Linked DNA regions of Homo sapiens: region 2 is linked to region 1. A link is an interaction called in ENCODE POLR2A ChIA-PET data of the cell type or tissue named here. Cell type or tissue: PC-9. All regions are shown on one strand. Each heading gives the region's core, and the rest is flanking DNA. Links, peaks and the distances in the headings are about the cores only.

The links. ChIA-PET counts read pairs that join two places held together with the same protein. Peaks named below come from ENCODE experiments on the same cell type or tissue, not always from the same donor. Only the 100,000 strongest peaks of a DNase experiment are listed, where the experiment ranks them.
Region 2: POLR2A ChIA-PET joins it to region 1 with 9 read pairs; 1 of 35 experiments calls an interaction of 5 or more read pairs at or near these places.

What each region holds. Positions count from the first base shown.
Region 1 is chr2:64,516,710-64,521,106 of GRCh38, reverse strand. No RefSeq gene overlaps it. Among named protein-coding and RNA genes, the nearest start is that of AFTPH-DT, 5.2 kb to the left of the region's middle. In PC-9, for the core only: no CTCF peak of the experiment used is centred there; no DNase peak of the experiment used is centred there.
Region 2 is chr2:63,554,261-63,558,657 of GRCh38, reverse strand. The region is part of intron 1 of WDPCP (WD repeat containing planar cell polarity effector); the gene reads left to right. Among named protein-coding and RNA genes, the nearest start is that of WDPCP, 32 kb to the left of the region's middle. In PC-9, for the core only: no CTCF peak of the experiment used is centred there; a DNase peak (open chromatin) is centred at 2,527.

The sequences.
Region 1 (4,397 bases), core at 319-4,318:
GAGGTGGGCAGATCACTTGAGCCCAGGAGTTCAAGACCAGCCTGGGTAACATGGTGAAACTCCATCTTTACAAAAAATTAGCCAGGTGAGGTGGCATGCTCCTGTAGTCCCAGCTACTCGGGAGGCTGAGGTAGGAGGATCACCTGAGCCCATGAGGTCAAGAATGCAGTGAGTTGTGATTGCGCCACTGCACTCCACCCTGGCTGACAGAGCAAGACCCCTTCTCAATAATAATAATAATAATAATAATAATGAGCGACTTTCCCAAAGTGTGATGAGCAACAGAGATTTTGTTTCTTAATCATTCCCACTGATCTTTCTTGGATTTGCTTATCAAATTTATTGCATAAATAATAAAAATTACAATTTGGTGTTATAGTACTTCCTGGAGTACTGGATATCTAGAACTTTATGGACATATTCAATGTATCAGGGAAAATATTGAATATTTCAATATTTAATATGTCTTAACCTGTTAAGACAGTATTAATTTTATCCATAAAATTGGAGAGGTAGGGAAGAAACTGCTGTTTGACTACATTATTTCTAAAGGTGCTGAAACTTTTTCAGCAAATTTTTTAAAGGCTCAAATTCTGTATATAAAGTTCTAACAAATTTTATAGAACTTTCCAACGAAAAACTTTTGAAGGATGGGCTTCTGGTAGTGGTAATTGACCTGAATACGTAACATTTAAATCAAAGACCTCAAACTAATTTCCTAGATTTATCTAGACATATTCTTTTGCTACATGAGGACCAGCGTTCCACCCCCTTTGGAGGATTTGACAACAAGGTGCCATCTTGGAAGCAGAGAACAGCACGCACCAAACAACCAAATCTCTTGGCACCTTGATCTTGCACTTCACAGCCCCAAGGACTGAACCTGTACCCACTCATGGGCTTACCACATATGGAGCAATATAGATGGAGTGTTCTCCTGAAGGGAGCTGCAGCCCAACCTTCTTCTTTATTCTAGTCTTCAAGCCTCTCTTTTGGCTCTGAGCAAAGCTTTGAAGGGCTCATTATGTGCTATAATGGTTCCACTATCAACCTGCTATGTTGTGAAATTCAGCCTGATCACCTGGAGAAAACATGACCTTTCTGAGCAACTTGTCTCTCAGGAGAAAAGTCTCCTTTATTTTGAAGGAGATTGGCCTCAGGGCACTGTGGAAGTGATAACTCTATTTCTACTTTTGTCCCTTATTTCAAGGTGAAGAGAAGTGGAAACCTTGCAGTGAGTCATGACAAAAATATATAAAGTAAAACATTAAAATTAATTTCACCTGTTTCTTTTTACTTTTTAAAACTAGCTACTAGAAAATTTTAAATCACAATGTGGCTCACATTATATTTCTATTGTACAATGCTGAACCTTTGTTTAAAACCTACATCTGTCTTTAAATTTGTGTAGTCATAGGATCCAGGGAAATACAATAGAAATAGTTTTCATGCAATTTTAACAGTTGCATGAAGGCAGAGACTTCTGTCTGCTTTATTCATTTCTATATTCCCAACTTCAAGAAAGTGGCCTGGTACATGGTTGATGGCGATACATATTTATTCAGTAAATGACATTCCATTGAATGAGTGGCGTGGGTAGTTCTAGAAAAAAAAATTTAATGTATTTCTGTTTTTTTTGTTTGTTTGTTTGTTTGTTTGTTTGTTTTTTGAGATGGAGTCTCTCTCTTGTTGCCCAGGCTGGAGTGCAGTGGCGCAATCTTGGCTGACTGCAACCTCCACTTCCTGGGTTCAAGCGATTCTCCTGCCTCAGCGTCCCTAGTAGCTGGAATTACGGGTGTGCGCCACCTTGGCCAGCTAATTTTTGTATTTTTAGTACAGACGAGGTTTCACCATGTTGGCCGGTCTGGTCTTGAACTCTGGACCTCAGGTGATCCGCTTGCCTTGGCCTCCCAAAGTGCTGGGATTACAAGCATGAGCCACCACGCCCAGCTGAAAAATTTAATGTATTTTTAATAGCTTTCTTGAGGCTTTGCTATTTATCATGTCTTTCAATTGTTTTATAGTTATACAGGTGTAATATCAATTTATGATCCTATCCTTGATTATTATTTTTGTAATTTTTCTTTTTAAATTAATTAACAATTTACTGAACACCTTTATGCACTCAGCTTCCTCTATTTCTGTGCTGAGGGACTGTAAAGAAACAGGCTTTGGTTCCTGCCCAGAAACAGGAGTTAACAGTCTAGTTGGGGAGACAAGACTGATATACCTGAAACAATTGTCACCTTGAAACTTCTGATTCTATCAAATGGAGAATAATTAAGTGCTGAAGCTGCATAGGATTGACAATAAAAGTAACAAGTTCAAAGAAGAGGAAGATCTGCTGGAATAGTTTGAGAAATGCTTCATTTCAGATATGTGTTTGCCCCAGTGTATCCAATTGTTCTGCTGAGGAGTACTTCTCCAGCTCCTTGAGGCCCCATGCATTAGGCCCTCCCCTTCCCAAAAACCAGCCCTTCCTCTCTGCGGGGGTCCCAGAGGGAGCTTCTCTCAACCCTATAGCTGTTCCAGTAAAGTATGGTTTGTCCAGGCACTGTTCTCATGCTGCAAGTCTTGAATGATCTCAGATGTCTTTGGAGGCTAGGATCTTGTATATAAAGAATTTAGGGATAATCCTCTCATTGTTATTTCTCAGGAGCCCACCACTTTCACTTCAAAGTCTTTAACATGTTCCATGTACCCCTAGCTCCAAAGCTACTCTCCTGGCTATCTCTTCTTCGAGTCTTCATTCAAGTGGCCCCATGAAGAGCACCAGTGGAACTTCCCATTGCCCTTTGGGAACTCCAACCAGATCAATGCCGTGAACCCAGAAGCTGCTCCTGGCCCTGAGATGATGCTCCTTCAAGACTGTCCCAAGCCTGGGCAACACAGGGAGACCCCATCTCTACAAATAATAAAAAAAATTAGCCGGGTGTATTGGCGCACACCTGTGGTCCCAGCTACTTGGGAGGCTGAAGTAAGAGGATCACTTGGGCCTGGGAGGTTGAGGCTGCAGTGAGAAGTGACTGAGCCACTGCACTCTAGCCTGGGGGACACAGTGAGACCCTGTCTCAAAAAAAGACAGTCCCCCACACTTCTCTATTGCAGCCAGGCCTGGGATGCTGACATTGTGCTGTCAGAAAGAGGCAGCTTGGTACATGAACAGGATCAGCTTCAAAGTGGGATCGGCCCAGATATGAACGTTAGCAACATCATAGAACCTTGCAGAGAACTTTCCTCAGCTGCAAAAATCAAGAAAATGTTCCCACCCCACAGAGTTGCTATCCAGCTGAAATGAATTAATGTATGTAAAAGATTCCTACATTGAGCCCAGTATTAGTCTCTTAATGGAAAACCCTACTGTCACCAAATTGACCTTTCCCCCAGACCAAAGATTCTCAAATGGGGCAATGTTGACACAAGCCCCTCCCCACCAACCTGGTGACATTTACCTATGTCTGGAGACACCATTAGTTGTCACAACTGATGTGGGGCTACAACTGGCATCTAGTAGGTAGAGGCTAGGAATATCCCTAAACATCCTACATTACAGATGAAAGCCCCCCAAAATGCAGAATTATCCAACCCAAAATATCAGTCGTGCCAAGTTTGAGAATGAACTTGTTTCAGAACACCCTTAAGCTGCCAATTGCCACTGATACTGCCTCAGAGAATTCTGTCTACTGGGGCTGCTAATTCTGAGTCCCTCAAGTGTCTGCCGCTGCTCCCCTGAACACACGGTCACACTGGCTTTCCAGAGATTGTCAATGCCGAACTCCCTGATGACATTTTGGACCTCTGGTGTGCTAGAGCTGAGACAGAGACGATAATTCTGGTGCTCTAGTCTGTGCCCATATTGAGTGCACCAGACTCTAAGTTCTTGTAGCTCTGTAGGGCCCATGAAATAAGTGTTGCTGTATTGTGTTGTTTTTCTTATTAGGAAATCAGAGCAGTCCTTACCCGGAACTGAGCAGGAGAGACCTGTGCAGAGGCTGTGCTGGGAGCTTGCCCTGGGGTATAGGAGGGTCTTGTTCTCAGATCCCAGTCAGAATCAGAGTGGGTGGGCACTTTGCTTCCCTTCATAAATACCATCAAGAGGAGCATCTGTCCTCTCAGGTGAGGGATTCAGCCCAAAGCCAAGGGCTCAGAGGCAGACAACATCTTAGGGGGCTGGTTAACACATCTCTCTACTACACTTTTGGTTCCACTGTGACCCTGTCTTAGACTATTTTGCCTCATCCAGCCTGGCAGGTATTATTTTTGCTTTGCTGCCTCCCTCCCCAACCCCCACTAAAAGACAAAGACAATTGAACACAGCGAGCCTCCTGATGTGATGCAATGTAAAGTACACAGATACAGAACTACACAGTATTCTTGCCAAACATATTTATCCTGGA
Region 2 (4,397 bases), core at 87-4,086, 960 kb after region 1:
AGAGGTGTTTATAGTATTCTCCGATGTTTGTATTTTTGTGGGGTCAGTGGTGAGCTCCCCTTTATCATTTTTTATTCTATTTGATTATTCTCTCTTTTCTTTTTTCTTTTTCTTTTTTTTTTTTTTTTTTGAGACAGAGTCTCACTCTGTTGCCAGGCTGGAGTGCAGTGGTGCGGTCTCAGCTCACTGCAACCTCTGACACCCTGGTTCAAGCAATTCTCCTGCCTCAAGCCTCCCAAGTAGCTGGGATTACAGGCACGCACCACCACGCCCAGCTAATTTTTGTATTTTTAGTAGAGACGGGGTTTCCCTGTGTTGGCCAGGCTGGTCTCAAACTCCTGACCTCAAGATCTGCCCGCCTCACCCTCCCAAAGTGCTGGGATTACAGACGTGAGCCACCACGCCTGGCCTCTTTTCTTCTTTATTAGTTTAGCTAGCCGTCTATTTTGTTAATTTTCAAAAAACCAGCTACTGGATTCATTGATTTTTTTTTTTAAGAGGTTTTTATGTCTCTTATCTCCTTCAGTTCTGCTCTGAACTTGGTTATTTCTTGTCTGCTTTGATTCTCTAGCTCTTTTAGTTGTGATGTTATGGTGTTGATTTGAGATCTTTCTAGCTTTTTGATGTGGGCATTTAGTACTATAAATTTCCCTTATGACACTGCTTCAGCTGTGCCCCAGAGATTCTGTTATGTTTTCTCTTTGTTCTCTTTGGTTTCAAAGAACTTCTTGATTTCTGTCTTAATTTCATTATTTACCCAGGAGTCATTCAGGAGGAGGTTGTTCAATTTCCATGTAGTTGTATGGTTTTGAGTGAGTTTCTTAATCTTGAGTTCTAATTTGATTGCACTGTGGTCTGAGAGACTGTTTTTATAATTTCACTTCTTTTGCATTTGCTGAGGAGTGTTTTACTTTCAATTATGTGATAGATTTTAGAGTAAGTGAATGTGGCACCGAGAAGAATGTGTATTCTGTTGTTTTTGGGTGGAGTGTTCTATAGATGTCTGTCAAGTCTACTTGATCCAGAGCTGAGCTCAAGTCCTGAATATCCTCGTTAATTTTCTGTCTAATATTGACAGTGGGGTGTTAAAGTCTCTAGCTGTTATTGTGTGGGAGTCTAAGTCTCTTTGTAGGTCTCTAAGAGCTTATTTTGTGAATCTGGGTGCTCCTGTATTGGGTGCATATATGTTTAGGATAGTTAGCTTTTCTTGTTGAATTCAACCCTTTACCATTATGTAATGCCCCTTCTTTGTCTTTTTTGGTCTTTGTTGGTTTAAAGTCTGTTTTGTGAGAAACTAGAATTGCAACCCCTGCTTTTTTTGCTTTCCATTTGCTTGGTAAATTTTCCTTCATCGTTTTATTTTGAGCCTTTGTGTGTCTTTGCACGTGAGATGGGTCGCTTGAATACAGCACACTGTTGGGGTCTTGATTCTTTATCTAGCTTGTCATTCTGTGTCTTTTAATTGGGGGCATTTAGTCCATTTACATTTACGGTTAAATGAGTGAATTTGATTCTGTCATTGTGATGCTAGCTAGTTATTTTGCAGACATGTTGTAGTTGCTTCATAGTGTCATTGGTCTTTGTACTTCAGTGTGTTTTTGTAGTGGTTGATAACGTTCTTTCCTTTCCATATTTAGTGCTTCCTTTAGGAGCTCTTGTAAGGAAGGCCTGGTGGTGATGAATTCCCTCAGCATTTGCTTATCCAAAAAGGATTTTATTTCCCCTTCACTTATGAAGCTTAGTTTGGCTGGATATGAAATTCTGGGTTGGAAATTCTTTTCTGTAAGAATGTTGAATATTGGCCCCCAATCTCTTCTGGCTTGTAGGGTTTCTGCTGAGAGGTCTGCTGTTAGTCTGATGGGCTTCCCTTTGTAGGTGACCTGGCCTTTCTCTCTGGCTGTCCTTAACATTTTTTCCTTCATTTCGACCTTGGAAAATCTGATGATTATGTGTCTTGCGGTTGATCTTTTCATGGAGTATCTTACTGGTGTTCTGAAAACTAAAAAAGCCAGAGTGCCTCTTCTCTTCCGAAAGATTTCAACACCTCTTCAGCAAGGGCACAGAACTGGATGGAGGCTGAGATGAATGAATTGACAGAAATAGGCTTCAGAAGGTGGGTAATAACAAATTTCACTGAGCTAAAGGAGCATGTTCCAACCCAATGCAAAGAGGCTAAATTTGAATGTTGGTCTGCTTTGCTAGTTTGGGGACATTCTCCTGGATTATATCCTGAAGTATGTTTTCCAACTTGGTTCCATTCTCCTTATCTCTTTCAGGTACCCCAATCAATCGCAGGTTCGGACTTTTTACATAACCCCATAGTTCTTGGAGGTTTTGTTCGTTCCTTTTCATTCTTTTATCTCTAATCTTGTCTGCCTTTCTTATTTCAGCAAGATAGTCTTCAAGCTCTGAAATTCTTTCCTTCACTTGGTCTATTTGGCTGTTAATACTTGTAGTTGATTTGTGAAGTTCTCATGTTACGTTTTTCAGCTCCATCAGGTCATTGATGTTCCTCTCTAAACTGGTTATTCTGGTTAACAGCTGCTGTGATGTTTTCTCATGGTTCTTAGCTTCTTTGCAGTGGATTAGAGCATGCTCCTTTAGCTTAGAGAAGTTTGTTATTACTTACCTTCTGAAGCTTACTTCTGTCAATTCATCCATCTCAGCCTCCATCCAGTTCTGTGCCCTTGCTGGAGAGGATTATTTGGAGACGAGGCACTCTGGCTTTTTTATTTTTCAGCATTTTTTTCACTGATTCTTTCTCATCTTTGTGAGTTTGTCTAGCTTCAATCTTTGAGGCTGCTGACCTTTGCATGGGGTTTTTTGGGGACTTTTTTTGTTGATGCTGTTGTTGTTGTTGTTCCTTTCTGTTTGTTTTTCTTTTAACAGTCAGACCCCTCTTCTGTAGGGCTGCTGCAGCTTGCTGGGGGTCCACTCCAGACTCTGTTTTCCTGGGTCCCTCTCACACTGGAGATGTCACCAGTGGAGGCTGCAGAACAACAAAGATGGCTGCCTGCTCCATCCTCTGGGATTTCCATCCCAGAGGGGCACCGACCTGATCCAGTGGGAATGCTCCTGTATAAGGTGTCCTGCAACCCCTGTTGCGGGGGGGTCTCACCTAGTCAGGAGGCACGGGATCCGGGACCCACTTAACCAAGCACTCTGGCTGCCCCTTGGCAGAGAGGGTGTGCTGCACTGGGGGGAATCCCACTGGCCTGGACCGCCTGGATTCTCTAGAGACAGCAGGGGAAAAACTAAGTCCGCTGATCTACGGAGATCATGGCTGCCTCTCCCTGCAGGGGTACAGTCCCAGGGAGACCAGAGTTCTGCCCATAAACCCCTGGCTAGAGTTGCTGAAATTCCCTCAGGGAGGTCCCCCCAGCTAGTGAGGAGGGATGGGTCAGGGTCCGGCCTCAAGAGGCAGTCTGGCCACAATCTGCCACAGGCACTGTGCTATGCTGTGAGGAATTCCTCCCGTGTCCAAACTGCCCAGTCTCCTTGGCACTGGCAGGGGAAAAATAGCAGACCAGAGCTGCAATGATGGCTGCCGCCCCTCTCCCTGGGAACTTGGTAGTCTTAGGCAGTCTCCAGCCAAGTGGCTGTAAAGAATCTGCACATCTCTGTGCGTTAGACTAAGGCCCTGCTGGCATGAGCTCATGAGGGGATCTCCTAATTTGTGGACTGCTCAGATCTGTGGAAAAAGTGTGGTTTCTTGGGCAGGGTAGCACAATTTCTCACCCCCTCTTGGCTGAGGGGTGGGAGCTTCCTTTCCCCCATGTAGCTCCCAGGTGGGCTGTCACACCACCCTGCTTTTCCTCAGTCTCCATGGGTCTCACCAGCTGCCTAGTCAGTCCCAGTGAGAGAACCTGGATACCTCAGTTGTTGGTTCAGGACTCAATCACCATTTTTGTTCTTCTCAGTAGTAGGTGAAATTTTGATGAGGAGGATACTTGCATAATTTCATAATATCTGCCCACAAAATATTTATTAATCTTTTTTTTTTTTGAGACGGAGTTTCGCTTTGTTACCCAGGCTGGAGAGCAATGGCGCAATCTTGGCTCACTGCAACCTCCGCCTCCTGGGTTCAAGTGATTCTCCTGCCTCAGCCTCCAAAGTAGCTGGGATTACAGGTGCCTGCCATCATACCCAGCTAATTTTTTGTATTTTTAATAGAGATGGGGTTTTGCCACGTTGGCCAGGCTGGTCTCGAACTCCTGACCTCAGGTGATCAAGTACAACATATTTATTAACTGGGGGAAATCATGGTAGACACCAATTTACCAAGTGACATAAGTTGCCAACCCCAATAATGGGACAAGTTGACATTGTGTGCCTCCTGATATAATGAACCTAGAAGAGCATGGCATCATTTCTGCAGTATTCTTGCCAAAAATACA